Linked DNA regions of Homo sapiens: region 1 is linked to region 2. A link is a loop called in an ENCODE intact Hi-C map of the cell type or tissue named here. Cell type or tissue: PC-3. All regions are shown on one strand. Each heading gives the region's core, and the rest is flanking DNA. Links, peaks and the distances in the headings are about the cores only.

What was found. Peaks named below come from ENCODE experiments on the same cell type or tissue, not always from the same donor. Only the 100,000 strongest peaks of a DNase experiment are listed, where the experiment ranks them.
Region 1: a loop joins it to region 2, with 15 times the contacts of the local background. A loop is called at or near these places in 2 of 110 quality-filtered maps.

Annotation. Positions count from the first base shown.
Region 1 is chr14:66,859,841-66,875,701 of GRCh38, reverse strand. The region is part of intron 4 of GPHN (gephyrin); the gene reads right to left. Among named protein-coding and RNA genes, the nearest start is that of GARIN2, 320 kb to the left of the region's middle. In PC-3, for the core only: a CTCF peak has its summit at 7,522 (motif pointing left); no DNase peak of the experiment used is centred there.
Region 2 is chr14:67,113,244-67,129,104 of GRCh38, reverse strand. GPHN (gephyrin) reads right to left here. Exons shown (of 23, transcript NM_020806.5): 17 at 6,728-6,849. All of the region lies in intron 2 of LOC105370538 (a long non-coding RNA gene), which reads left to right. Among named protein-coding and RNA genes, the nearest start is that of GARIN2, 68 kb to the left of the region's middle. In PC-3, for the core only: CTCF peaks have their summits at 10,464 and 10,689 (motif pointing right); a DNase peak (open chromatin) is centred at 10,704; H3K4me3 peaks cover 804 bases.

The sequences.
Region 1 (15,861 bases), core at 3,760-11,759, 250 kb after region 2:
TCTTCTTGTTGCGTTGATCCCTTTACCATTATGTAATGCCCTTCTTTGTCTTTTTTGATCTTTGTTGGTTTAAAGTCTGTTTTATCAGAGACTAGGATTGCAACCCCTGCTTTTTTTTGCTTTCCATTTGCTTGCTAAATATTCCTCCATCCCTTTATTTTGAGCCTATGTGTGTCTTTGCACGTGAGATCAGTCTCCTGAATACAGCACATCAATGGGTCTTGATTCTTTATCCAATTTGCCAGTCTGTCTTTTAATTGGGGGCATTTAGCCCATTTACATTTAAGGTTAACATTGTTATGTGTGAATTTGATCCTGTCATCATGATGCTAGCTGGTTATTTTGCCCCTTAGTTGATGCAGTTTCTTCACAGTGTCGATGGTCTTTACAATTAGCTATGTTTTTGCAGTAGCTGGTACCAGTTGTTCCTTCCAATATTCAGTGCTTCCTTCAGGAGCTCTTGTAAGGCAGGCCTGGTGATGACAAATTGTCTCAGCATTTGCTTGTCTGTAAAGGATTTTACTTCTCCTTTGTTTATGAAGCTTAGTTTGGCCAGATATGAAATTCTGAGTTGAAAATTCTTTTCTTTAAGAATGTTGAATATTGGCCACCCACTCTCTTCTGGCTTGTTGGGTTTCTGCCGAGAGATCTGCCATTAGCTTGATGGGCTTCCTTGTGGGTAACCTGACCTTTCTCTCTGGCTGCCCTTACCATTTATTCCTTCATTCCAACGTTGGTGAATCTGATGATTATGTGTCTTGGGGTTGCTCTCCTCAAAGAGTATCTTTGTGGTGTTCTTTGTATTTCCTGAATTTGAATGCTGGCCTGTCTTGCTACGTTGGGGAAGTTCTCTTGGATAATACCCTGAAGAGTGTTTTCCAACTTGGTTCTGTTCTCCCTGTCACTTTCAAGTACAGCAATCAGAAGTAGGTTTGGTCTTTTCACACAGTCCCATATTTCTTGGAGGCTCTGTTCATTCCTTTTCATTCTTTTTTCTTTAATCTTGTCTTCATGCTTTATTTCATTAATTTGATCTTCAATCTCTGAAATTCTTTCTTTGGCTTGATTGATTCGGCTATTGATACTTGTGTATGCTTCATGAAGTTTTCGTGTTGTGTTTCTCAGCTACATCAGGTCATTTATGTTCTTCTCTAAACTGGTTATTCTAGTTACCAATTCCTCTAACCTTTTTTCAAGGTTCTTAGCTTCCTTTCATTGGGTTAGAACATGCTCCTTTAGCTCGGAGGAGTTTTTTATTACCCACCTTCTGAAGCCTACTTCTGTCAATTTGTCAAACTCATTCTCCCTCCAGTTTTGATACCTTGCTGGCGAGGAGTTGTGATCCTTTGGAAGAGAAGATGTGTTCTGGTTTTTGGAATTTTCAGCCTTCTTGTGCTGTTTTTTGGTCATCTTTGTGGATTTATCTACCTTTGCTCTTTGATGTTGGTGACCTTTGGATGGGGTTTCTGTGTGGAAATCCTTTTTGTTGATGTTGATGCTATTCCTCTCTGTTCATTAGTTTTCCTTCTAACAGTCAGGCCTCTCTGCTGCAGGTCTGCTGGAGTTTGCTGGATGTCCACTCTAGACCCTGTTTTCCTGGGTATCACTAGCAAAGGCTGCAGAACAGCAAAGATTGCTGCCAATTCCTTCCTCTGGAAGCTTCGTCCCAGAGCGGCATTCACCTGATGCCAGCCAGAGCTCTCCTGTATGACATGTCTGTCAACCCCTGCTGGGAGGTGTTTCCTAGTCAGGAGGCATGGGGGTCAGGGACCCACTTGAGGATGCAGTCTGTCCCTTAGCAGAGCTTGAGCCCTGTGCTGGGAGATCTGCTGCTCTCTTAGGAGCTGGCAGGAAGGAACTAAGTTTAAGTATGCGCCCACATCCGCCCCTTCCCACAGGTGCTCTGTCCCAGGGAGATGGGAGTTTTATCTATAAGCCCCTGCCTGGGGCTCCTGTCTTTCAGAGATGTCCTGCCCAGAGAGAAGGAATCTAGAGAGGCAGTCTGGCTACAGCAGCTTTGCCACACTGTGGTGGGCTCTGTCCAGTCCGAACTTCCAGCTGCTTTGTTTATGCTGTGAGGGGAAAACTGCCCACTCAAGCGTCAGTAATGGTGGACGCCCCCTCCCCACACCAAGCTGGAGTGCCCCAGGTCGACTTCAGACTGCTGTGCTGGCAATGAGAATTTCACACCAGTGGATCTTAGCTTGCTGGGTTCTGTGTGGGTGGGATCTGCTGAGTTAGACCAATTTGCTCCCTGGCTTCAGCCCCCTTTCCAGGGGAGTTAACAGTTTGTCTCACTGGCATTCCAGGCGCCACTGGGTTATGAAAAAAAACTCTTGCAGCTAGCTTGGTGTCTGCCCAAATGGCCTCCCAGTTTTGTGCTTCAAACCCAGGGTCCTGGTGGTGTGGGCACCCGAGGGAATCTCCTGGTCTGCGGTTTGCAAAGACTGTGGGAAAAGCATAGTATCTGGGCCGGAATGCACAGTTCCTCATGGCTTCCCTTGGCAAGGGGAGGGACTTCCCTGATCCCTAGTGCTTCCTGTGTGAGGCAATGCCTCACCCTGCTTCAGCTCACCCTCCATGGGCTGCACCCACTGTCTAACCAGTCCCAACGATATGAGCCGTGTACCTAGTTGAAAATGCAGCAATCACCTGCCTACTGCGTTGATCTTGCTGGGCGTTGCAGACTGGAGCTGTTCCTATTTGGCCATCTTGCCCAACCGTCTTTTTTAAATAAAAAATTAATGATGTGAAGGGGTTTACCTATATACTAGGAGTTTTAGGATAGGGCACCCTTTTTTTTTTTTTTTTGGGACAAAGTTTTGCTCTTTTTGCCTGGAGTGCAGTGGCACGATCTCGGCTTACTGCAAACTCCGTCTCCCGGGTTCAAGTGTTTCTCCTACCTCAGCCTTCCGAGTAGCTGTGATTACAGGTGCGCACCACCATGCCTGGCTAATTTTGTACTTTTAGTAGAGATGGGGTTTCACCATGTTGGCCAAGCTGGTCTCGAACTCCTGACCTCAGGGTGATCTGCCCACCTCATCCTCCCAAAGTACTGGGATTACAGGCATAAGCCACCATGCCTGGAGGATACGGCATTCTTAAGATAAGTACAGTTAAATCTGGAATACACTAATGAAAGGAAAATTTCATTTTCCTAAAGTCTCCTAAATTTTCCTAAAGACAAGAAAATTTCATTTTTGAAGGGTCAATCAAAATAGGTATATATTTTACTGTATAATGGTCAAGATACATTTTAGGCTAAAACTTGAGGGTGAAATACATGACTTAATCCATTTCCAGTCCTCTGTTTCCAAAAATTAAGCAAGTTATAATAGTTGGAAGCAATACAAAAATAAAGTTTGCAAAATGAAGTATTACAGTAAATAAGTAGAAAGGCAAACAAAAAGTAAATTATGAAGGTATAGAGAGAAAGGTTTATATTTCAATATTTCTTTGAAAGTAGAATGCTACTCTTCAATAAGATTGTAGCTCTGGGCAAAAGCAGTTAAAATGCATCAGGTATGTATTAGATGCTAATTGATGTTATAAATAAAGTTTAGAACGCATATAAATTAGTTAATCCCTTCCAATTATACAGAATACAGGATTAGCAGAATTGATGCAATTTACTGGTACAGTGAATCCTAGCATAACAGGATATTTAACAATGGGAGACATTTTAAAGAAAAACTAACAAAAACGTAAGGACTTTGCTGGCATTATCCCATCTTTTTTTACGTATTTAAATTTTTTTTTAAATTTTACTTTAAGCTCCGGTATACATGTGCAGAATGTGCAGGTTTGTTACATAGGTATATGTGCAATGGTGGTTTGCTGCACCTGTCAACCCGTCATCTAGGTTTTAAGCTCTGCATGTATTAGGTATTTGTCCCAATACCCTCCCTCCCCTTCCCCCTCACCCCGCCGACAGGCCCCAGTGTGTGTTGTTTTCCTCCCTGTGTCCATGTGTTCTCATTGTTCAACTCCCAGTTATGAGTGAGAACATGCAGTGTTTGATTTTCTGTTCCTGTGTTAGTTTGCTGAGAATGATGGCTTCCAGCTTCATCCATGTCATTATCCAATCTTTATTACTTATTTTCCAAAGCCAATCTATCTGTTATGATTTTGAGACTTACCAAGACGAAACACTACTTCTATGTTATAAATTGCTTTATGGAGGTTAACACCTTCTCAAGGATGTTAAAATCAGAGCCCTAAACATCAAGCAAGGGGATGTCACTGTTAACAATATTAAAGGAACTTCTTGGATAGTGTTAATATTTATTTCATTACTTGCTTGAAAAAGTTATATAAGCAATGGTTGACATTTCATGAATTCGGGGCTTCACATAAAGATGATATATCCCAAAGTATAGTAGCACACTTTATTCAGGGACATGAAGGGAAATATCAACAGATAGCTGAAAGGGAGTATTTCACTTAAAATTGATACTTCAAAGCACAACATTTATCCATTTAAATAACGAATATTTATTAAGCATCTACTATGTACTAGGTAGTATCTGAGGTATTGATGTTACAGTAGTGAGTAGAACAAACCTCAGAGAGCGTGTAAGCTCACTGTCACCCAGCACATGAAAAACTCAATTGACAAATGATACGTGAGAATTGCCTAAAAGAGATGTGGTTCATTAATTTTTCTAAATCCTCTAAAACATACCACTGGATTTTGCCAGACCACTGGAGAGTGATCTACTTTGAATGCCTCATTTCACTTTTTATAGAATTGGTTTATTGGGCTTTGCTTCTGTGGTATGAAATCAGAATCAATAAAATGGCTCAAACTCTTATTTACATTAGGAAGCATCTGAATTGTTCACCGTATTACACTGTGGTCTTTAGGAGGACCTACAGGAGAAATTTCCTTTCAAGTATCATAACTAGGAATGGATACTTTTCTATGTTACCAGTTTGTTTTTAAATTACAATGCTTGTGAATCAAGTTATCCTTGAGAACAAATTTGTGAATACCTTTCAGTAGGCTTACTGAACACAACTTTAGTTTCATCTGATTTTTCTCTGTCCTACTCTTCACATTTATATTTTTAAAAATTCTGTTGTATTTATGTATTTGGGTAAGCCATCTAAAATATTTTTCAGGGTATAAAAATATATAGATGGATGGATCACAGTGTAGGTACAGTTGCTCTCCATATTGCTGGTTCAACATCTGTGGATTCAATCAACTGAGGATCGAAAATACAGTAGTTAGGGGTTCTGCAGGGCTGACTGTATTCTTTACAAAGTTCTTCATCTTTCTCTAAACATAATTCAGGCAGGACAGTTAATTCTTTCTGAAGATCTTCTGAAGAATTTGGGCATAGAGACACAAACCTTATATGTTTTAGAACATAAAAGAAAAAATATATCATGGTGATGCCACTGAAAGGCATTGATGCTGATGGTGGTGAGTTGGTTGGGGTAGGTGGATGTCAGACTCTCTATGCTAGATACAAACTGTTCTTTTCAATAGGGTATTCTTAAATCAAGCACAAACACAGTCTTTCTCACGTTTGTATCAAACATTTTACATAAAACATTAGAACCCTTCTATTTTCCTTTTATTTTCTCTTCCTCTTAAGCTGTTTGGTGTAGTAAAAGATCATCATCTATGAAGTCAGAAAATGACATTACACAGTTAAGGGCAATAACAATAGGAGCTGGATCTATTTCAGCATCTAGTTCGGAGCCCAACATATAGTATGTGCTCAACAAATATTTGTTGAATAAAGAAGTGAAGGAATAAATAAACCAATCTAGATGTGAAACTTGGCTTTACTATGTAGTTTTGCTATGTGAATTAGAATAAAATATTTAACCTAAGTTTCCAGAGTACTTATGAATATAATGGAGGTAATAATAAAACATACCTACATCTTATAAGAGGGCTCTGAGAACTAAATGATAAATCACTTAGCATAGAATAGGTATTCAATACATGTTAGCTCTTTCTATGCTTCTACTTTCCAATTCTTCTTACATCCTTGCAGTTCTGCACATATCAGTTAGAGAACAGAAATAATACAAAAATCCAGAAACTACCTGCAAAGAGTAGTAGAGAACCAAAGACTAGGAAAAAGAGAATGGAGAGCAAGAACCCAGATGCAAGAGCACTGGCAAATGCCACGTAGGAAGTAGAATACTGAAATTAGGGATCTAAACTAGGGAGCAGGCAGCGAATGAGATGGGGACTGGAAGATGGACAAGAGAGCAAGAGCTGAGTACAAAGACCTGTAAACTATAAATGGGGAGATGCAACTAGAAAACAAAGAATAAGAGAATAAAACTTAATTACAAATATAACAAGAGAAAGATACCTGTTTATTAGAAAATCTGAACAGAAGAATGGTTTGAAGAATGTAGCTTTATCACTTTCAATCACATATGCTAGTACAATACAGACAAATAAAGGTTATCTGTATCTGTTAATGAATAGATAACACAAGTATTCATTATTAACAGACTGTTCATTATCAATGGCAAAAAGATGCCATTAAAAGCTTGAAACCATTTTTTCCTTAACTAGCTTAAAGTTCTGTTTCCCTCTTATACATTATTAATTTGATTACCAGATTCTTTTATTCCTTGAAAGATGGTAGAAATTTATAGTCTTACTTCAGGTATCAGTATTTCTGAACTAGTCGGTCTAAAATATAAAGGTTTAATTGGACTTAGCTATTCTTTTTAAATAAAATATTTATCTTTGACGTCTAAATATTTTTCCAATATGAAAGTTGCAAACTTCTGTGAAAAATCACATAATTGTGATCTTTTCCTTTTTTTTTCTTGATACTTTGAGGACAACATTAAAGTCAGAAAGACGCTTCAAAGACTGCTAAGCTGTAAAAACAGTGTCAAAAACAATGATTCAGTAATTCAGGTATCTTGTTGATGAAATTGTTCATATTTTAACTTCATAGGAAAAATGACCTTAAAAAAGATATTGCTAACAGACAATGATGTTTAAAAATGTACAGAACATATGGTTGGGCATGGTGGCTCATGCCTGTAATTCCAGCACCTTGGGAAGCCAAGGTGGGCGGATCACTTGAGGTCAGGAGTTTGAGACCAGCCTGGCCAACATGGTGAAACCCTGTCTCTACTAAAAATACAAAAATTAGCCCGGCGTGGTGGCATGCCCCTGTAGTTCCAGCTACTCAAGAGCCTGAGGTAGGAGAATCGCTTGAACCCGGGTTGCAGAGGCTGCAGTGAGCCGAAATCGTGCCATTGAACTCCAGTCTGGGCAACAGAGTGAGACTCTGTCTTAAAAAAACCCGTAAAGAACATATAATAGATATATCTAAATGTGCAGAAATACTTTACATGCATAGTGACTCTGTGAAAAATCACTTAGTATAGTGCTTTCACTTATTTTTATAGACATGATTTTATTAACAGAGCAGACAAATTTATATATTAGTACTCATGTGCTTGTAACCTGATTAGGTAGATTTAATAAAATTTCCTCCTTAACAATTACTGCAGTGCCCTCTGCTGATTAAATAATCTTAAATAAATAACAAAGACTATCTTTGAAATACCAGCTAATGACTACTATTAATAATAACTTTGTTAAGTTATCAAAGTGAGATGTAGTTAGAGCAGTGTTTCTCAAACTTTAGTGTGCATCAGAATCTTCTAGAAGCCTTGTTAAAATACAGATTGCTGGGCCCCACTTCCAGAGATTCTGATTCAGAATGTCTAGGTGCCTCAAAATTTACATTTCTAACAAGTTTCCAGGTGAAAATTTACATTTCTATCAAGTTTCCAGGTGACGCTTCTGATGCTGGTCAGAAGACCATACTTTGAAAAACATACTGCTGATGGAAGGAATGATGTAGATTAATGACAATATGTACCATTTGGTCTTATCTTTATAATCACTTTATGTTCAACTTTGTAGACTGACATAAATGTGAGAATCCTTCATCAGAACAGAATATAGATTTAGTGAGGAGATAAATTAGGTAAAAATAGGCAGTTTAATGCCAGCCAGTTACATTTTCCTGACTTCTGCTTATTAAAGGACAAACACATTAATTTCATTTTACATTTTTAAAAAGGGTTATAATAAACTAACAATTCTGAGGCTGCTCCTATAAGTATTCTATGGTACAGAGTAGGTATCCTTAAAATATTTTTCTTGGGACATCATGTAGTGGATAAAAGTTACATCCACGACAAACTCCCAAGGATGTTCAAGGAGTACTTGTTATAAATCTATTTTTTTCTCATTCAAGAAACAGAGCAGAACGGAAGTAAGAGTCACATTATTGTAAAAGCAGTCTCGAATTTAGTCTAATTAATTAAAACCATTCATTTACAGATTTTATTTTTATTTTAGTTACAAACAACTTTCAAACAATCATAACCACATCAACTTATAATAATACAACCAAATGGTCAAAGACTACTGCTACACAGAGAAGATGCAATCTGGAAATCAAGGTAATTGTAAAAGGCATCTCACTTTTACTTGAGAGATATTATCTTATTGCTAATGAACATCTTTTCTTGGGGTTTTAATATTCTTAAATATTTACATCTTCTTCAATTCCTGGAAGAAGCAGATAACGTTTCATGTGAAGAGAAGATGCTCCATTTTTTTTTTCAGTTCAAATTGTACAATATTTAAATAAGATCTGGTTGTGATGAAAGGTCAAAGGAGACAGTACCATGGTAGGAAGGACACAGGAAGAAAAGAGTACAAATTTACATACTGCAGGCATTTTGTTTTCCATTCCATTCAATGAACATATACTTTGCAGTGAGCATGAAATGGTGTCTGAGTTGGTAGTTTTCACAGTTTACCTCAGTTCCAATGGTTAATGAATTGCTGTGCCAGCTAAGGTTCTAATGTTTAAAGGTAATTATTCCTCTTTATAAAGCATGCCAACCAATTTACCTAATTCAACCAAAGAATTTATTTCAATGCTGGGGTAAAAACTGGTTGTTTGGCTTACTGAGATTAATATGTATTTGAAAGATTTTCAAGTTTTTTTCACTTTAACTATGAAAAATCTCACTGTATTTGCTAACATTTAGATCCCAACCCCTGTTCAAGAACCAACTCAAGTACATAGCAGTGAACACTCGTTAGCATCACAACTTTTCTCTTTACATATTATTTTTCAATAACTTTTATCTAAACATTAATCTGATAATTAAATTATCTAACCATAAAACTTGGGCACTCAGGTGAACAAATCACTTTTTATAAGAGATTTTCATGAGAATACGTATCTTCATATTCCACTTATATAAACAGTACTACTTTGTATCTCATTCCAGGAAAAGATGAAAGAATATTGATATTCCTATGGATTGTTAACATTTTTATATATGGAATATGTATGTATTCGTTAATGGTAGAATATTGGCTAGGTATGTCTTTCAACCTACGTTAAAAAAAAGAGTTACTCATTCCTGTTCTTCAGAAGTTGATATGTAGATATGGAGGAAAAAAGTTCAGGAAATCTAATGCATAATATGGTGACTATAGTTAATAATACTATACACCCTAGGATTGGGATTGTTTTTCAGGTTTGGACAACAGGCAACTGAAAAGTGACTTTATTAGGGCAGCTGGTGGGAGTGGGGTAGAAGAAACTGGTTGTATCTACTGGCACCAACCACACTTAATTACCTGGTCAGAATGGGTAGAAATGACTACCCCCACTAACACACACATACGTAAAAACACTACTGAGACTGCACATTTATACATTTCCTCCTTTGATGCTACCTTGATGTTCAATGTTATGCTTTCAAAGTTATACACTTAAGAGTGTCTCAGGTAATAAAAGAGCCAAGCCAAACTTAAGAATTAATCAACAAAAATTATTTAAAAATTTAGGCTTCCAAAATAAACTTGAAAGATTTTGTAAGCAGGCAATACTATTTTATATTGAGATGATTATGAATAACCTAAACTCAGATCCTCTCTTCCATTTCTTTTCACAGAATAAAAATTAAGTATCCAAGAGAAGAGGGTATTCAAATCAGGAACAATAAATGCGATAGATGGAAACTGACATTTTACTCAACACTGTAATAAGGACATATATAGGCTTCTTCTGTACCTAATCAGGTTTGCTTCTAAGAAAGCACAGAAAACAAAGAAATGCTTCATATCTCTATGAAGAGTATGTTATCTCCTGATCTCTCAGGGTTTTCTTTCCTGGTTTTAATTTTTTTTGTATTAACACAAATTGCCCAGAGACTATCAGACTTTTTGTAATCTTCTTTGAATAATTTAGTTTAAAAAATTTGAAAAATTTTTAATTTTCCTGGGTATGCAGTAGGTACTGCATAAATTTGGGAAGTACATGAGACACTCTGATAAAGGCATGCAATGCATAATAATCACATCATGGTATATGGAATATCCATCCCCTCAAGCATTTATCCTTTGTGTTAGTCAATCCAATTATATTTTTTATTTAAAAATATATAATTAAATTATTATTGACTACAGTCATCCTGTTGTGCTATCCAATACCAGGTTTTACTCATTTTTTTCTAACTACTTTTTATACTTAGTCCCCTTACTTCCCCACTACCATCCTCAGCTGGTAATCATCCTTCTACTATATATCTCCATGCGTTCAGTTGTTTTCATTTTTAGCTCACACAAATGAGTGAGAACATGTGAAGTTTGTCTTTCTGTGCCTGGCTTCACAAACATAATGACCTCCAGTTTCATCCATGTTGTTGGAAATAACAGGTTCTTATTCTTTATATGGCCAAATAGAATTCCATTGTGTAGATGTACATTTTCTTTATCCATTCATCTGCTGATGGACACTTAGGTTGATTCCACACCTTGGCTATTGTGAACAGTGCTGCCAGAAACATGGGAGTGCAGATATTCCTTGGAAATACTGAGTTCCACTTTTTTTTTTTGAGACAGAGTCTCGCTCTGTTGCCCAGACTTGAGTGCAGTGGCACAGTCTCGGCTCACTGCAATCTCCACCCGCTGGGTTTCAGTGATTCTCCTGTCTCAGCCTCCCGAGTAACTGGGATTCCAAGCATGTGCCACCATGCCCGGTTAATTTTTATATTTTTAGTAGAAACAGGGTTTTACCATGTTGGCCAGAATGGTCTTGAACTCCTGACCTCAGGTGATCTGCCTGTCTTGGCCTCCCAAAGTGCTGGGATTACAGGCATGAGCCACCGCACCTGGCCTTGATTTCCATTCTTTTGGGTACATAACCAGCAGTGGGAATGCTGGATCATATGGTAGCTCCATTTTTAGTTTTCCAAGAAACCTCCAAACTGTTCTCCATGGTGGTTGTACTAACTTAACATTCCTACCAATGGTGTACAAGGGTTCCCTTTTCTCTAGTCCTCACCAGTATTTGTTATGCCCTGTCTTTCGGATAAAAGCCATTTAATTGGGGTGAAATGATATCTCATTGTGGTTTTGATTTGTAGTTCTCTGATAATCAATGATGCTGAGTATCTTTTCATAGTCCTGTTTGCCATTTGTACATCTTCTTTTGAGAAATGTCTATTCAGATCTTTTGCCCATTTTTAATTGGATTATTAGATCTTTTTCCTATAGAGTTGTTTGAGCTTCTTACATATTCTGGTTATTAATCCCTCGTCAGGTGGGTAGTTTGCAAATATTTTCTCCTATTCTGTGGGTTCTCTCTTCATTTTGTTGATTGTTCCTTTGCTCTGCAGAAGCTTTTAAATTTGTAATCCCATTTGTCCATTTTTGCTTTGGTTGCTTGTGCTTATGAGATATTACTCAAGAAATTTTTGCACAGACCAATATCCAGGAGAGTTTCCTCAATGTTTTCATGTAATGGTTTCACAGTTTTGAGGTCTTAGATTTAAGTTTTTAATCTACTGTGATTTGATTTTTGTATGGCAAGAGATAGGGGTCTAGTTTCATTCTTCTGCATATAAATATTCAGTTTTCCCAGCACCATTTGTTGAAGAGACTGTCTTTTCCTGAGTGCATGTTCTTGACATCTTTGTCAAAAATGAGTTCACTGTAGGTGTATAAATTTATTTTTAGATTCTCTATTCTGTTCCATTGGTCTATGTGTCTGTTTTTATGCCAGTACCATGCTGTATTAGCTACTATAGCTCTATAATATACTTTGAAGTCAGGTAATATGATTCCTCCAGTTTTGTTCTTTTTGCTTAGGATAGCTTTGGTTATTCTGGGTCTTTTGCGGTTCCTGATAAATTTTATGATTTTTTTTCTCTTTCTGTGAAGAATGTCATTGGTGTTTTGATAGGGATTGCATTGAATCTGTAGATTGCTTTGGGTAGTATGAACATTTTAACAATATTAATTTTTCCAACCCATGAACATGGAATAACTTTCCAGTTTTTGGTGTCCTCTGCAATTTCTTTCATCAGTTTTACAGTTTTCATTATAGAGATCTTTTACTTCTTTAAGTTAATTCCTAGGTATTTAATTTTCTCTGTGGCTATTGTAAATGGGACTTTTTTTTTTTTCTTTTTCAGATTGTTCACTGTTGGCATATAGAAATGCTACTGATTTTTGTATGTTGATTTTGTAACCTGCCACTTTACTGAATTTGCTTCTCAGTTCTAATAGTTGTTTGGTGGAGTCTTTAGTTTTTTTCTAGATATAATATCATATCATCTGAAAACAAGAATAATTTGACTTCTTCCTTTCCAATGTGGATGCCCTTTATATCTTTCTCTTCTCTGACTGCTGTAGCTGGGACTTCCAGTAGTACGCTGAATAATAGTGCTGACAGTAGGCATCTTTGTCATGTTGCAGATCTTAGAGGAAATGCTTTCAGTTTTTCCCATTTCACTATGATACCAGATGTGGGTCTGCTGCATATAGCTCTTATTATGTTGAAGGATGTTCCTTCTACACCCAGTTTTTTTGAGGATTTTTATCATGCAGCAAGTTTGAATTTTAGCAAATGATTTTTCAGCATCAAGTAAAATGATCATATAGTTTTTGTCCTTCATTCTGTTGATAGGATGTATGATGTAGGTTGAACCATCCTTGTACGCTTGCCAAGAATCCCTTTTGGTTATGAGAATGATCTTAATGTACTGTTGAATTTGGGTTGCTAGTATTTTGTTGAGGATTTTTGTATCAATATTCATCAGAGATATTGGCCTGTAATTTTCTTTTCTTTTCTTTCTTACATGTCTTGGCCTGATTTTGGTATCAGGGTAACACTGGTCTCATAGAATGAGTTTGGAAGTATTCCCTCCTCCTTGTATTTCGGAATACTTTGAGTAAGATTGGTATTAGTTCTTCCTTAAATGTTCTGTAGAATTCAGCAGGGAATTGGATCTCAGGCTTTTCTTCACTGGGATACTTTTTTTTACAGCTTCAATCTTGATATTTGTTATTGCTCTGTTCAGGTTTTGGATTTCTTTGTGGTTAAGCCTTGATAGGTTGTATCTGTCTAGAAACTTGTCCATTTCTTCTGGGTTTTCTAACTTTTTGGTATATAGTTGCTCATAGTAGCCACTAATGATTATTTGACTTTATGCAGTATCAATTGTAATGACTCCTTTTCCATTTTTGATTTTGTTTATTTGTATCTTCTCTCCTTTTTTCTTAGTTATTCTGGTTAAAGGTTTGTCAATCTTGCTTAACTTTCCAAAAAACAAGCTTTCCAGTTTGTTGATCTTTTTGTATTTCCTTCATTTCAAATTCATTTATCTCTGTTCTGATCGTTATTCTTTCTTTTCCTCTACTACTTTTGGGTTTTGTTTGCTCTTGCTTTTCTAGTTCTCTGAGATGCATCATTAGGTTATTTATTTGAATTTTTTCCTTTTTTTGATGTAGGCACTTATAGCTATAAAATTCCCTCAGTACTGCTTTTGCTGTGTCCCATATGTTTTGGTATGTTTGGCATATTTGGTCATTTGTTTCAAGAAAATTTTCAGTTTCCTTAATTCCTTCATTGACCCATTGATCATTCAGGAGCATCTTGTTTAATTTCCACGTGTTTGTATAGTTTCCAACATTCCTCGTTATTGATTTCCAGTTGTATTCCATTGTGGTCAGAAAAGATGCTTGCTATCATTTCAATTTTTTTGAATGTTTTGAGGCTTGTTTTGTGACCCAACATATGGTCTATCCTTTAGAATTATCTCTGTTCTGAGGAGAATAATGTGTATTCTGCCACCATTGGATAAAATATTCTGTAAACATCTATTAGGTCCATTTGTTCTATAGTGCTGATTAAGTCTGATGTTTCCTTGTTGATTTTCTGTCTGCATGATCTGCCTAATGCTGAAAGTAGGGTGTTGAAGTCTCCAGTTATTATTGTATTGGAATCTATCTCTCTCTTTAGCTCTAATAATATTTTCTTTATATATCTGTATGCTCCAGCATTGGGTTCATTGCTGAATTCACCCTTTTATCATTATATAATGACTTTGTCTCTTCTTACAGTTTTTGTTTAGAAAACTATTTTGCCTTAGCTACTCCTGCTCTTTTTTGGTTTCCACTGGCATGGAATATCTTTTTCCATCTTTTTATTTTCAGTTTATATTTGTCTTTACAGGTGAACTGTGTTTCTCACAGGTAACAGAACATTGAGTCTTGTTTTTTCATTCATTCAGCCACTCTGTCTTTTGATTTGAGAGTTTGGTCCATTTATAATTCAATGTTATTATTAAGTAAAGGGCTTACACCTGCCATTTTGTTACTTGTTTTCTGGTTGTTTTGTGGTCTTCTCTTCCTTCTTTTCTTCCTTCCCGTATTCCTTTTTGTGGAAGTGATTTTCTCTGGTGGTATGTTTTAATTTCTTGCTTTATATATTTTTTTGTAGCTATTGTAGGTTTTTTTGATTGGAAGTTACCATGAGGCTTGCAAATACTATAACACATTATTTTAAACTGATGACAACATTGATTGCATATAGAAACAAATAAGCAAAAAGAAAACTCATAAAAATGCTACACTTTAATTGTGTCCCCGCTTTTTAACTTTTTGTTGTGTCTCTTTATGTCTTATTACGTCTTGAAAAGTTGTTGCGGTTATTATCGTTGATTCGTTTATTATTTAGTCTTTCTGCTTGAGATAAGAGTAGTTTACACACCACAATCACAGTCTTAAAATATTCTGTTTTTCTGGGTGCTTACTACTACCAGTGAGTTTTGCACTGTCAGATGATATTTTTTATTGCTCATTAGCATCCTTTTCTTTAAGACTGAAGAACTCCCTTTAGTATTTCTTGTAGGATAGGTTTGGTGTTGATGAAATCTTGGTGTTGATGAAATCTCTTAGCTTTTGTTTGTCTGAGAGTCTTTATTCTCCTTCATGCCTGAAGGATATTTTCACCAGATATACTGTTCTAGAGCAAAACTTTTTTCCTTCAGCACTTTAAATATGTCATGCCACTTTCTTTTGTCCTGTAAGTTTTCCACTGAAACCTCTGCTGCCAGATGTAGTAGAGCTCCGTTGTATGTCATTTGTTTCTTTTCTCTTGGTGCTTTTAGGATTCTTTCTTTATCCTTGAATTTTGGGAGTTTAATTATTCACATGCCTTGAGGTAGTCTTTGAGTTAAATCTGCTTAGTGTTATCTATAACCTTCTTGCACAATGTTGATATTTTTCTCGAGGTTTGGAAGTTCTCTCATATTATCCCTTTGAATAAAGTTTCTACTCCTATCTCTTTCTTTACCTCCTCTTTAAGGCCAATAACTCTTAGATTTACCCTTTTGAGCCTATTTTCTACATTTTGTAGGCATACCTCATCCTTTTTTATTTTCTTGTCTCCTCTAACTGTGTATTTTCAATTAGTCTTTCTTCAAGCTCACTAATTCTTTCTTCTGATTGATCGATTCTGCTATTAAGAGACTGATGCATTC
Region 2 (15,861 bases), core at 7,631-15,630:
CGATGGCTCACACCTTTTATCCCAGCACTTTGGGAGGCCAAGGCAGGTGGAACACCTGAGGTCAGGAGTTTGAGACCAGCCTGACAAACATGGAGAAACCCTGTCTTTACTAAAAATACGAAATTAGCTGGGTGTGGTGGTGCATGCCTGTAATCCCAGCTACTTGGGAGGCTGAGGCAGGAGAATCGCTTGAACCCATGAGGTAGAAGTTTCAGTGAGCTGAGATCGCACCATTGCACTCCAGTGTGGGCAACAACAGCGAAACTCCGTCTCAAAAAAAAAAAAAAAATTAGAAGCGCCCACCGCCACGCCCGGCTAATTTTTGTATTTTTAGTAGAGACAGCGTTTCACCATACTGGCCAGGCTGATCTTGAACTCCTGACCTTGTGATCCACCTGCCTTGGCCTCCCAAAGTGCTGGGATTAGAGGCACGAGCCACAGTGGCTGGCCCTTACCATCACTTTTAATTCTCTAACTTCTACCCCATATGCAAACTCTTACTACTAGAAATAACACTTGGGTGTATAGGGTATTTCTACATATAAATACCTTCCCATGCATATACCATATTTATAAATATATGTTTGTTCAGTTGCTATTCAATGTGAGATAAAATTAAACATGTTATTCTGCAACTTGCTTTTTTCAAATAAAATGTATTTTGGGAAAAAAGTAGAAACAGCAGCCGGGCACGGTGGTGGGTGTCTGTCGTCTCAGCTACTCGGGAGGCTGAGACAGGAGAATCACTTGAACCCGGGAGGCAGATGTTGCAGTGAGCCGAGATCACGCCACTGCACCCCAGCCTGGGCGACAGAGCGAGACTCCGTCTCAAAAAAAAAAAAAAGTAGAAATAGGGTTGTGCTTAAAAGTATATAAACTCACATAAATTTGTGCCAATTCAGAATATCTAGGCTTTACTAGTTTCATATTTGGGCTGGGGATATAAGATTTGGTAGTCAGTCATTAGCATACAGAATGAAAAGGACAGAAAGCCAAGGGTAAGCCACGGGGAGACCTATATTTAGGGGAATGAGCATAGCAAAAAGAGCTATAAAAGCCAAGAAATAATAGATTTTGAGTGGAGAATGAAGACATGGAAATAGTATGTTGCTACACAGGAATATAAAATTGTGGTAAAGAGGCCTAACAGCTTGCTTTTCCAGGCATTTTGTGTTTACATACACATACCATTTTGAGGCTTTGTAATCCAGACAAAGATAATTCAACAGTGACACTGCTCTCTTCTACATAATAGACTTCAATATTTCTCTTTATTTAATCTCTTTCTTCTTATAGTTCCAAATTTGAGTTTAAGTTCTGGAACCTTCTAAAATATTTTTACTGCTTGGAATTTGTGATTCTTCAAAAGTAAGATCAATATCTGTTTCAATTTTGTATCTTCCATAGCCTTTGGCTTAAAATTCATAGCAGACGCATGACTGATCTTACTATATTCTTGATACTTCCTGTGTTCCACAGACCTGCAGTTTGGTATAATTTTGGAGCTTGTCAGAGATGCAAAATCTCAGCCCACCCCAGATTTGTTAAAGTATAATCAACATTTTCAATAAGATCTCCAGACGACTCACAGGTACACAATCAATACTTCCTGGTGACTGATTAAACAATGAGTAAACAAATTGTATTGTTCTCCTTATTTCCAGTCTCCATCATTAGCTTATATGATAAATCTAGGTCAATTGATCTTTTTAAAATAATTGTTTTTTATGTCAATTCGGCAAAACAAAAACAAAAACAAAAACCCAAACAAACCAAAAAATACCCAAACTTCAAATTTAACTGAATTGGGTAGTTTGGCAGCCTAAATTGCAAAGCCATTTTTTTTTTTTTATTATACTTTAAGTTTTAGGGTACATGTGCACATTGTGCAGGTTAGTTACATATGTATACATGTGCCATGCTGGTGCGCTGCACCCACTAACTCGTCTTCTAGCATTAGGTATATCTCCCGATGCTATCCCTCCCCCTTCCCCCCTCCCCCCACCCCACAACAGTCCCCAGAGTGTGATATTCCCCTTCCTGTGTCCATGTGATCTCATTGTTCAATTCCCACCTATGAGTGAGAACATGCGGTGTTTGGTTTTTTGTCCTTGCGATAGTTTACTGAGAATGATCATTTCCAATTTCATCCATGTCCCTACAAAGGACAGGAACTCATCATTTTTTATGGCTGCATAGTATTCCATGGTGTATATGTGCCACATTTTCTTAATCCAGTCTATCATTGTTGGACATTTGGGTTGGTTCCAAGTCTTTGCTATTGTGAATAATGCCGCAATAAACATACGTGTGCATGTGTCTTTATAGCAGCATGATTTATAGTCCTTTGGGTATACACCCAGTAATGGGATGGCTGGGTCAAATGGTATTTCTAGTTCTAGATCCCTGAGGAATTGCCACACTGACTTCCACAATGGTTGAACTAGTTTACAGTCCCACCAACAGTGTAAAAGTGTTCCTATTTCTCCACATCCTTTCAAAATCTGGTTCAAATTTCTACTCAATTTACCTGTCTTATCCTTCTACCTGAATCTCTTGTTCATTTCTAATTCTCTAGACACTATTTGTTTCTACTTCTCTACTTTGTGCATTCAGTTTCCTACTTGGATTAACACACTCTCTTTTCCTATCTAAATCCTACTCATTCTTTTAAGTTCTAGCTTGAAACTAGAGGTTTATAAAACTCTGTCTGACCAATCCAGCCCACAGTAGTACACAGGTATACAATATCTTGTCTTTATAATGATAGTAGAGAATTATGGATTGTCAATCTCAGGAAATTTAGATTCCATTTTTATCTCTGCCACTAACTAGTAGTATAATGCTGGGCAAGTTACTTAATATCTCTGGGTTTCAAAATGTGTCTCTTTAAAGAAAAAGACTATAGGAACTCCAACAGTACTGTGTTCCAAACAGTGTGAGAAAACAAGAAATGTATTTTAATATATATATAATGTTTACAAATGAATGATTTTCAAATACAGTTGTTAATTCTCAGGTATTTGAAGCATCCCTCCAGTAATCTTCATAGTACTATTAAATTAACCTTTTAAAATAAAAGGTATAGTAAGCAAAGGCCATTTAGTCCAACTCACTTCAAAGAGCTACAAAGTCTTATTCTTCTATTTTTACTTTGATTGTCAAAATTATGGCAGGTGATAAGAATAAGAGCTGAGAAATAGAATCATATAGAATTTAAAAACCAGACTCAAACCTTTTTTAATGATACAAATAGAGCTGTCACTCTCTACCCTTATCTGTCATAGTTGAGTAAGGTTCTGTGCTTACTGACTTTTTTTTTTTTTTTGAGACAGAGTCTCGCTCTGTCACCCAGGCTGGAGTGCAGTGGCACGATGTTGGCTCACTGCAACCCCCACCTCCCACATTCAAGCGATTCCCCTGCCTCAGCCTCCCAAGTAGCTGGGATTATAGGCATGCACCACCATGCCTAGCTAATTTTTGTATTTTTAGTACAGACGGGGGTTCGCCACGTTGGTCAGGCTGGTCTCCAGCTCTTGATCTCAGGTGATCCGCCCGCCTTGGCCTCCCAAAGTGCTGGGATTATAGGCGTGAGCCACTGCACCTCGCCCTTATTGACATTCTTGAGCTATTTCTCTCCCTGCTTTAAACCTAGGGTACAGTTTCTCCCATGACTCTGCTTGTTTCCCTGGAGAGCTTTACCCAGATGCTTCTGTGTGACAATATTTGCTTTCCTTAGCAAATGGCTGAATAGGATGAAGAAGAATGAAGGAGGGTAGCCTTCACAGAATATCAATAGGCTGTAGATTAAATACCTTGTTTTCTTTGCTAAACTCCCAGCACAGATTTCCATTAGAACAATTATAAATTCTTTCCTCCCACATTCCACCTCTGCATTCTACACCATTCACTCTGGACCCCTTCAATATAGCACTCTAAGACTAAGAAAGCCTAGATTTGCATCAATTTCTTTTTTTTTTAAATTGTTCTCAGTTTGATATAAGGTATTACTATTCAAGAAAAGGGTATACACTAGAGATTTGTACATTCACTGAATTGCCTTAACCTGTTTATAGTTTTGTTGTTCTTTATACTGTTTTCAAAGTATATTTTGGAGTTAAATGCAATATCACCATTATTAGGAAATGTCCACCACAAATTAACAGTGTGGATCCCAGAAAAATATCAGCATACCAACATGTTGGCCTTTCAATGATGTTTTGGCCTTTAGAGTACTTCAAGATAATGGCAGTATATACAGTATATTAAGTAACCTCTTTAAAAAAAAAAGTATAACAGTAAGAGGGAGAATGGGCAGAATTATAGTCCAGAACAAATTAGGGTAAAAACAATTTAAAAGCTCCCTTTTTCCTTATACTATTTCTTAGAGCTCATTAACGCACTTAGAGGTAGGGCCAGAGCCATTGGTAGGAGGGAAATAACCCTAAGAATCTGGTGTTTGTTCCATGAAGTTTCAAGCCTGCTTGCCTTATCTTTGTGTTTTCAAACTCTTGGATTTATCACTTCTCTTCTCAGAAGTTGATTTTGGTCTTTGGAAAAGCTGTATCTGGATAGGATAGTTTTTAAGTACTTGTATCTTAAAGGATAGGTTACTGCTAAGGCCCAAATTCAAATAACTGGCTTTTTCCCCCCTTTCCTTCCTGTACACTGGCTTTACTTTCCCTTCTTAGGACGAGGGGCCCTGGAGTCTCGCTTTGTTGCCCAGGCTGGAGTGCAATGGTGCAGTCTCAGCTCACTGCAACCTCCACCTCCCGGGTTCAAGTGATTCTCCTGTGTTAGCCTCCCGAGTAGCTGGGATTACAGGTGCGCACCACTACCCCCAGCTAATTTTCATATTTTTAGTAGAGACAGGGTTTCACCATGTTGGCCAGGCTGGTCTCAAACTCCTGACCTCAGGTGATCCACCTGCCTTGGCCTCCCAAAGTGCTGGGATTACAGGTGTGAGCCACCACTCCTGGCCAAACTTCTTTAGAGCTAAACATCCATGCAAATACAAATGGTGAAGATTTTAAAAAGAATGACATTTGAAAATACACCAGCTTCCACTCCAGTGTCCTCAGAGAAAGAAAAAAAAATCAGGAGGAAAGAAGAGAACTTCAAAAGGTTAGATGACATAAAAGCTACTACCTTTCAGGTTACTGGCAAGATGCTTGTGTCCAAGGTTTAGACCAGGGGTGTTCAATCTTTTGGCTTTCCTGGGCCACATCAGAAGAAGAATTGTCTTGGGCCACACATAAAATACATTAATGATAGCTAATGAGCTAAAAAAAAAAATCGCAAAAAAATCTCATAATGTTTTAAGAAAGTTTATGAATTTGTGTTGGGCTACATTCAAAGCTGTCCTGGGTTGTACGTGGTCCATGGGCCACGGGTTGGAGAAGCTTAATTTGTTTACTTATTTATTTTTTGAGACAGAGTCTCACTCTGTTTCCCAGGCTGGGGTGCAGTGTTACGATCTCAGCTCACTTCAACCTCCGCCCCCCAGGCTCAAATGATTCTCATGCCTCAGCCTCCCGAGTAGCTGGGATTACAGATGTGTACCACCACACCTAGGCAATTTTTCTATTTTGTAGTAGAGATGGGGTTTCTCCATGTTAGTCAGACTGGTCTCCAACTCCTGGCCTCAAGTGATCCACCCGCCTTGGCCTTCCAAAGTGCTGGGATTACAGGCGTGAGCCACTGTGCCTGGCCTGGACAAGCTTAGGTTAGACTATGTCCAGTGTGAGCCTAAGATAAAGTTCACAGCATGCCTTGTCAGATCCTACCTTGTGAATGGTAGGTCAGAACCTCTTCAAAAGCACATCTGAGTTTTGGGAAAGTACTCAACATAAGGGAAGAAGGATCCATGCTTAATGAGGTCTACACAGTGATGAGGTAGTGATAAGAGAGAAAGGGGATTATGGGTGATAGATACATCATGAGTATTTATCACTCAGATCTGTCTCTGAGCCTTGTCTCCATTGGGTTGATATTTGAGTATTACTAAAAGCAGGTGTAGCTCTAGTGAAATGGAAAGGGTGACTTTTGAAAGACAGCCAGGCAGCAGTGTTGCATGATACTAGGATGTTTAGAAAGTGTAGACTTGCTTTTGATCACACATGAGACAGCACTGGAGATTCACAGAAATACTTAGAAAACTTAGCAGAGGGCTGAGTTAATTCAGTAGATGGGGGTAATAGGCTCTTAAAAATTGAGTAATTATAGTCATTGTGCTTCCCTTTGTACTTTCAAGTAGGTAAAGCCTGGAGAAACAGGTTACATAAAGACACAAAAATCAATATAGAAGTCCTAGAAAAAAATTGTACTTAAATTTCAAAGAATTAGGTAGTGCTACTTTTGACAATCTCTCTTTCTCTTCTTACCTATGCTTTTCCTGTCTTTCTTGAAAGAAGTAAAAATGTGCATCAGAATAATGCCATCACTGTTAGCTCCATTGGGATAAAACCAAAACTATTACAAAAACATCCTTTGAAACCTAACATACTACAGGAAAGTAAAGTATTTCTCTTGTTTTCAGAGACATTCCAAGAAATCTTTATCTCTAAAGGACATAGATACCTCAATATTCTTTGGCTTCTGAAGAATGAGATAAGTGAAAATTATGACATTAAATTTCTGTCTCTTTAGCAGCAACTCCACCTAATGAGTATTCCAAAAACTCGTATTTGTACAATACAAACTTTTCAGAATGACATCAAATACTTACTTGTCTCCTACAATACCCAAGTTGATCGTGGGGTAACCATGTTCCTGAATTGTTGCTAGAAGAGTTGAACGATTGCTGTCTCGAATCTTCCCTGGTAAGAGGTCATCTTCAGGATTTAGCAGCTACAAAGCCAAAAAACCACCACAAATTATTCTATTAGGTTAATGTTGCATATTTCTAATGAAAAAAAAATCTACTAAACTGAGTTTAGCATATCTAGCACCTACAATGGTATCTGGCATTTTGAAGGTGAATGCCCAAAGGATCTTTAAATAAATATTGAAAGTATAGGAGGATGAGAAAATGTTCCTATGGAAGTCAAAAAACACTCTGAAATTTCACTGGCGATTGAACTGCATGCAAAATATCCCACCAGGTTGGGCTCCAATTTGATAATAATGCTCTGGAGATACTGGCCAAACTAAATAAAACAATTATCTTTTTTTCTCCCAATATTATTTTCCAATTTGTCTTCCATTGGGAATATTTGAGGTATAGATTGTGTGACATGATATCCTTAAGTCTGAACAGAATAATAGTTTATCTTTTCTTTCAAACTTTTTTGTCTCTTTTCTGAAGTGGGGTCAACAGTATCAAAGAAGCTAAGCTTATGTGAAGGAGAGGAAGACAGATGTTTTGTCTCTGATACTAGCAAACTTAAGTAATACTTAGCTACATGTATGCACAATTCCATTATTCTGAACTGAATTAATCTTTAGAGATTTAATATCTACTATGTCTACGAAGAAAATTAACGAAGCTTATTCTACCTTAGGATGTTCCAATGAGGTAGTCAGATTGTAGAGTAGGAAGAGCTTTGGATTCCAACAGGGTTCAAATTCAAGTTGACAAAATTCTTTGTCGTAATTTTCTCATTTATAAAATATAGTAATAATAACTACCTTGCAAGGTAATTGTTAGGAGTGAGATAATGAACATTCAGTTTATGCAGATAAATGTACAATAAATGTGATTCTCTTTCCTTTCTTTATGACATATGACGTCAAAGGATCACCTACTTTCCTCCCAATTGTTCTCATATTGTTACCCCTAGATGCTAGTACAGATGACATCAGTTTATAATGTGAACATAGACTATTAGATTATAAAATACCTAAGAGTAGGGGGTCCTTCACATACACAGATACATTCTTACAACAATTTATGTATCAGTTTTAAGATATGCTTTGATTTCAGAAATTATAAAGTAAAAAAAGAAGTACTTACTTGAAGTGAGAAAACCTGGACTATTATTTTAGGAGGTTAAAGGCAAGCCTGCACATTTAAGATGTTTTAGCTACTAATATGGCCAACACCAGAGCTTATTATATGAATTCTCCCAGACAATAACCACAAGTCCTAATCTTCCTTCAGACTCATTAGTGATAGTATGTGGCCAGATTTTTGACTTTATATTGGAAAAGTAGTAGCTTTGCAACCAACTGTCCCCTTACAATAGGCTACAGGAAAACTGTGACCATCTTATTCAGTGTCACCAGGGAGTCTTCCCTTCGAATACTTACTAATTTAACTTAATCAGATGCCATGTGACATTGTAACCCACTTTCATTCTTACTCCCTGGCAGTACTTGGAAAATTGCTACTGCAATGCTAACATAGATTAATTTTCTGATCTTAATTAACACAGTTATTAAAGTGATTATAATTTTATAAGGGGCAAGGCTTGCAGCTCTTTAACTCCATTAATCAAACTAGTTGCTTTAGAAAGAAAAATGTGTGATTATATCATTTTTTTCAAAGCAGGGTATTGACCACGAACTAAGTAAGATTCCTCTGTTATCAGGGTGTTTTCTTTGCTATTTATGTTCCTCTCTGTTATTTTGCTGCAAACAGTTCCAGAAATAACGGAAAATTAGAGATCACTGGAGAACCCATTATTTGTCTGTAAAACTGACATAACGAAAAAATAGCTAGTTAAATGAGGGTGTGGGATTTACAGTGTATTTTAAATAATTTCAAATAAAACAATACAGAATTAAATGGAAGAGTATAAGGCTAAATATACTAGAATAAACTCACAATTTTTCCTTTTAAAACTGAATCTTATTTTCTGTTATACTTCCAGTCATCTTGGGAATGATGTCTGAAATTTATTACAGTTTCAAAAGAAAAAAATATGAGGTAAAACAAAACATAACCCATCATCTCCATATCAAGTCACCAAGTTCAATTTCCCATTTTTGGTATTATCAATGGTACCACTATCTTCCCACCTCTTTTTTTTTTTTTTTGAGATGGAGTCTTATTCTGTTGCACAGGCTGGAATGCAGTGGCGCAATCTCAGCTCACTGCAACCTCCACCCCCTGGGTTCAAGCGATCTTCCTACCACAGCTTCCTATCTGGGACTACAGGCGCACACTACCATGCCTGGCTAATGTTTGCATTTTTAGTAGAGACGGGGGTTTGCCATGTTGGCCAGGCTGGTCTTGAACTCCTGACCCCAAGTGATTCACCTGCCTCAGCCTCCCAAAGTGCTTGGATTAGAGGTGTGAGCCACCATACCTGGCCACTATCTTCCCACTTTTTAAACATTAAACTTTTTTGTTGTTGTTTGTTTTTGTTTTTGAGACAGCATCAAGCTCTTGTTGCCCAGGCTGGAGTGCAATGGCGTGATCTCGGCTCACTGCAACCTCTGCCTCGTGGGTTCAAGCGAGTCTCCTGCCTCAGCCTCCCGAGTAGCTGGGATTACAGGCATGCGCCACCACGCCCGGCTAATTTTGTATTTTTAGTAGAGATGGTGTTTCTCTACTGTTGGTCAGGCTGGTCTCAAACTCCTGACCTCAGGTGATCCGCCCACCTCGGCCTCCCAAAGTGCTGGGATTACAGGCGTGAGCCACTGCGCCTGGCCTAAACATTTAACTTTGTTTTCCCCTTTGTAGCCCACTCTTCCCAAAAGCCTCAATCATTAAGAATATTCTAATCCATCTCTTCCTTGACCCTACATTTTCATTCACTCTTTTACTACCTCCCAAAACAATTCTAGACATTCATTACATTATGTCTGAATTTCTGTGAAAGCCTTATAATTGGCTGCCTTGCCTACAAACTATTTCCTTCTGAGAAATAAAACAGAAACATCAACTTGCAAAACTATACCATTATTTGCATAACAGCTAAACTGTACCAAACCAGGACATGTAACTTGAAATAAATTGTTTTTAACACAAGCTTGTTCAGATCCATATACTTTAAGATAAGATCATGGACAACTTGTTTTAACAGTAGTTCCACATGGATTCATATGCTCTGAAGATAAGACTGACTGTGATCCACCAATTCACCTATTTTACAAATTCCGACCAATCTCTGCTCGGACTTTGCTTAATAACTTCTACCTTAAAACTATCCCATGGCCAACCCTAGTCCTCAAAATCCTATAAATACCCTCATAAAAATCTTATGACTTCCCAGTTGTGAAACACCACTGAGACTCTGTTGAAGGGTAGCAGAATATACTACCCCAAAATATGCCAGCATAACAAATATTTTTTAGCCGAAGGCACTTGAGAAGAAAAATATAAGAAACGCTCTCTGCTTTTCTCCTGTTTGCCTAAAAGTAGGACATAAATTAAGAAAGGTAACTCCCCCCGCGACCCCTGGAGGGATGAATCTTTTTTTTTTTTTGAGACGGAGTCTCGCTCTGTCGCCCTGGCTGTAGTGAGTGCAGTGATGCGATCTCGGCTCACTGCAAGCTCCGCCTCCCGGGTTCACGCCATTCTCCTGCCTCAGCCTCCCGAGTAGCTGGGATTACAGGCCCTCGCCACCACACCCGGCTAATTTTTTTGTATTTTTAGTAGAGTAGGGGTTTCACCGTGTGTTAGCCAAGATGGTCTCAATTTCCTGACCTTGTGATCCACCCGCCTAGGCTTCCCAAAGTGCTTGAATTACAGGCGTGAGCCACCGCGCCTGGCCCGAGGGATAAATCTTTGGACACTTATCAGCCTGCAGATGGCGCCAGAGGAATTTATATATCAAACTTTATTAACTAGCCTTTAATCTATCATTAGTTTCCCATATATTTGCCTTCCCACAAATTGCCGGCCCTAGAGACTCAAGGTCCTTTGTCTCATCACTTCTCTAAGAATGTACTGTTCTTTGCTGAAGATGCTATTTAAGCCAGACTTCTCAGCCATCACTTTAGGAGTTACTAATTTTCCCTTGGGTATGTCCCATATATACACGAGGTATACATGTTAACTAACTTCTCTTTTTTTCTTGTTAATCTATCGTTTATAGAGGTCCCAGGTAAGAACTCACAAGGGTAGAGGAAAAATTATTTTTCCCTCCCCAACATTGTCAAGGTGATGTTTTCTTTTTCTCAGAAACTTTAATATAACCATTTTGTATGATCAACAGGTTTCCCTGGTGGTCTTTGTATTAGGATTTTGGTATTATGAAAATCCTACCAAGACTTAGGCAGGAACTCTTGCCACCAGTTATATTATTGGTTATACTGTATTTCAGTGAGGTCTCTTCTGCCTTTTTGCTTGGGCAGATTCCTTGTCTATGATGCTTAGATTAACTCCAGCCCTTGTTTTGAGGTCTGATCGTTTTTTTGCTGAACTCCCAAAGACAGCTGATATTGTTTTTGTTATAAGGTTTCCAGAATTGTTTGGTTATCTGATTGGATTTATACTAATTTTTGTTTTTCTTAGTAAAGATTTGAAACTGGCCATCCTATCTGTCAGTTGGCCACATTGTTGTGTGCCTATAAGAACTTTTCTTAGTTTTGTCTATGAGAAACTGGCTTTGGGAGAGATTTCCTCTCTACCCATTCTAGCTTGTTAGGTTTCAGGGTTAGCTGCCAGGGGTTCAACCTTTACTGTTGAGGACTTTAGGTACAATATTTAAGTGCTATTTTTCCCTTTTGAATGACCAGTAGCTAATGAATTCATGGGTTCATTTAATAATAAACTTGCACTATCTCCAGGCATAACTCTGGCTTCTGTTTTCTCTTTCACACATTTATCTTTCTAAAAAGCATAATTTCATCAAGGACAACCTGGAATTGCAGTGGTCATTTTGAAGTACTTTTGATATGACTACAATTATTCACTTGAAAGTACTTTTAAAGACTTAATTAATCCTATAGTCTTGATGGAATTATCAAGTGCCCAAGATACTATTTGAACTGGTTGTAATGACTTCCTTTCTTTCTCATGTATTGAAATGGGTTTGCTTGCATTTAAGGCTTTCCCACTCTTTGCAAAGAGAAGGTGATTTGACTTTTATAGTGGTCAGTAACTCTTTACATATTTGTGGTAATCATCTCACTTTCTTTCTCTGTCTTCTAGAAAACTTAATCTATTAATTGATCAAAACTCAATTCTTGTTATTATGGATACACCCAGATAGTTCAGATACATAGGTCTAACACAAAAAGAGGGAGAAAAGTCAATGAGCTCTCATGAAGAATGTTCCTGTTGCAAATAGCTTTTAACACAACTCTGGGGAAAAAAAGGTTTAACTGATCGTTAAGCTAATTGCCTGGCTTACTAGGTTACAAGATAAGAAGGGAAGAGAAACATTTAGATCTTTTAAACAATTTAAGGAGTCTTTAAGAATTTGGTTTAGAAATACAGAGGTTTACAAATTGTATTAGAAAATAATTAATATAATATTTCCATTAAGATGACTCTGGACAGATTTGATTGGCTTAAAACCTGTCCTGTGAAGTGGCTATGGTAGCATAAGCCTGTAGTCTCAGCTACTTGGGAAGCTGAGGTGGGAGGATCACTTGAGCTTAGGAGTTTAAGGCCAGTCTGGGCAAAATGGCGAGACTCTTTCTTTCTTTTTTGGATTATGAATGAGTTTTCTTTTTCTATTTTTTAAACATTTTTCATTTCAATAGATTTTTGGGGAACAGGTGGTATCTGGTTACATGAATAATTTATTTAGTGGTAATTAGTGAGATTTTGGTGCACCCATCTCCTAAGCAGTCCTGCCCTGCCCTCCCCTCCTTTCCTTGTTTCTTTTCTTTTCTCTCTTTTCTTTTTGCTTCCCCTTCCCCTTTTTCTTTTCCTTCTGTTTCTTTCTTTCTTTTTCTTTCTTTCTTTCTTTTTCTTTTCTTTCTTTCTTTTTCTTTTCTTTCTTTGTCTCACTCTGTTTCCCAGGCTGTAGTACAGTGGAATGGTCATTGCGCACTGTAACCTCTGCCTCAGCCTCCTGAGTAGCAGACACTACAGGGGCATAGCATCATGCCTGGCTTGTATTTTTTGTAGAGACAGGGTTTTGCCATGTTGCCCAGGCTGGTCTCAAACTCCTAGCCTCAAGTGATCTACCCATCTCGGCCTCCCAAAGTGCTGGGATTACAGACATGAATCACCACAGGTTGCATATCTAAATTTTAATATGCACAGTTTGTTGAAATCAACGAATACAGAAATCAGCTATTCCATGTTAGCTATAGTTGATAACTCTATATCCCCAATTTTGAAATAATTTGCTGGTCCTTAACAAGCTCATACAGTAATAAAATACTGGGGCAAGTTTTAGAGTATACATAGACATCTTGTACGGCACTCTTTGGGTTGCCAAGGCAACTGTCCTGCTTACCAATATGTCATATGAGATTCAAGAAGTGGACATATGTGAAACCATATATATCTTTTTTTTTTTTTTGAGATGGAGTCTCTCTCTCTCACCCAGGCTGGAGTGCCGTGGCACGATCTCAGCTCACTGCAACCTCCGCCTCCCGGGTTCAAGCAATTCTTCTGCCTCAGCCTCCCAAGTAGTTGTGACTACAGGCATGTGCCATCACACCCAGCTAATTTTTTTGTATTTTTAGTACAGACAGGGTTTCACCATGTTGGTCAGTCTGGTCTCGAACTCCTGACCTCAAGCGATCCTCCCGCCTTGGCCTCCCAAAGTGCTGGGATTACAGGTGTGAGCAACCATGCCCGGCCTGAAACCATATGTATCAAAGGAAACTAAAACCAATACTTAAGGAAAGTTTGTACTGTGACTGGGTAAATTATGGCCTTGCTACATTAAGTGCAATTTCTTTTGCCCTCTCTGAAAATAGGTAATTTTTTTTTTGCTATTGTTTTCTAGGTATCTGAGAATTTCAAGCCTTCTGGAGAGATAATATGCTTTATTTATCTCTTTTTTTTTTATCACCAATTTCCAGTAAAGTGCCTGGCACAGAGGTACCCAATTATCTGCTGAACAAAACTAAACTATATGATCATAGAGTCATAATAAAAACTAACTTTGAATAAGAGAAAGGGAGGAATGTTGAGCTATATGGAACCAGAGATAATATAATTTAGAAGCATTATTCTCTTGGAAAACTGTGGTATAGTTTAGTATAGCAGGTCTGTTAAAGTAGGGGAATAAGTCATGTAGAATTAGTCAAAGCTTCTTCAAGAGTAATAAGCTCTGTGGGGGCAGGGAACTAAGACTACAAACTCTTCCCTAGATTTCATGATATAATACCATCTCTATTCTCACCCCATTACCTTAGCCTACTTCCAGTAAATAGTTTTAATTGAGTGTAAAAGGTAGCTTAAACAAAACACTAACAATATACTCTGTGGATAATTGAGAGGATGAGTCCAGACCTACAAAAGCATGAGAGAGAAATATAAGCAATATCGCTTAAACAGAGTTTCCTATTAACTAAATAGTTATTATGAGTGTGTTAATTCTTATTTTACTTTATTGTGAGATAGGGTCTCACTCTGTCACCCAGGCTAAAGTGCAGTAGTGCCATCATAGCTCACTGCAGCCTTGAATTCTTGAGCTCAAGTGATCCTCCCACCTCAGCCTCCTCAGTAGCTAGGACTATAGGCATGTGCTACCATGCATAGCTATTTTTAATTTTTTAGTAGAGGCAGGGTCCCGCTATGTTGCCCAGGCTGGTTTTGAACTCCTAGCCTCAATTGATCCCCCTGCTTCAGCCTCCCTAAATGCTGGGATTACAGGAATAAGCCACCATGCCTGGTCCATGAGTGTGCTACTGTTTAGCTTTCTCAAACTCCATGAACTTACTTGTTGCACAAAGCATGTAAGTATATCATAAAAAAGAATAGTTCACTGAGTCAACCAGTTTAACAAAAATTTATTTCTGATGCTATATATAGTGTTATTTGGTTCTAAGGATATTAAAATCATTACTATGTAGATCAAATTGAAAAGAATGTTTTTTGTCAATCAATAGTTTTTGGAAATGACTAGTGCATATATACTGGGAAGTAAGCACATCTGGAATGTTGATTTAGCTATCTATTTGCAAAATAAAACAGTCTATTCTTTTGCTTTAACCAAAAGGACTATAATGTCATAAAAAGACCTCTGAAAATTTTCATTTCCAAGACTTCAAGAAATTAAAAATAATGATGGGTTTATTTTCAGAACAAAGAGATTTTTAAAAAATCCCGCTAATCTTTTCTTTAATAGTAAGGTCAAAGGAATTATTAATACTTTTAAAAATCTCAATAGTTTCTGATTCTTTTATAAGGTTTTGAGTTTCCAGCAGATTCACTTTTTAGTATTCTCCATTTGACCTTGGAGCTTCTGACTGAAGTTTTGCACAACCTAAGCAAAACAAGCAATAGGAAGTTTTTCAAGAGTTCTCAGAAAGAGATGGACTAAATTCTCTTTTCTAAATCAGGAATGAAAAGACATTTTGACCCATTCTAAATATCATGCCACTAGAGATGCTATCTTTAGGGAGAGAGAGAGGAAAAAAAAAACCTGATTATCAAATCCCTCTTAGTGATTAAAGATCAAATGGAACTTTTCACAAGAAGTGCTAGCCATGATGTCCTGATTCATTGATACTTCCCACACAGAAGTAGCTCATCATTTCAGCAGCAGGATGGGCACAATTCATTGTCTAAACAGAAACAGTACTGAGTTTGTATAGTTTAATATCTATAGCTAGCAGCTAAAGTTTTTTGCTTATGTGTACTGACTTTGTGGAAAGGCCATTGGTTATAATATTTCATTCTAATAGAAGAGAACATTTCATAATACATAATTTTTACTAGTTCTTCTTTGTTCTCATATTCTGAACTTGAAACTATCCTAAAGCCAATTTATTGTTTCCCTGTTATAAGAATGTGGATCCACTGGTATGATCTATAATCTACAACATTCTATTTACAAC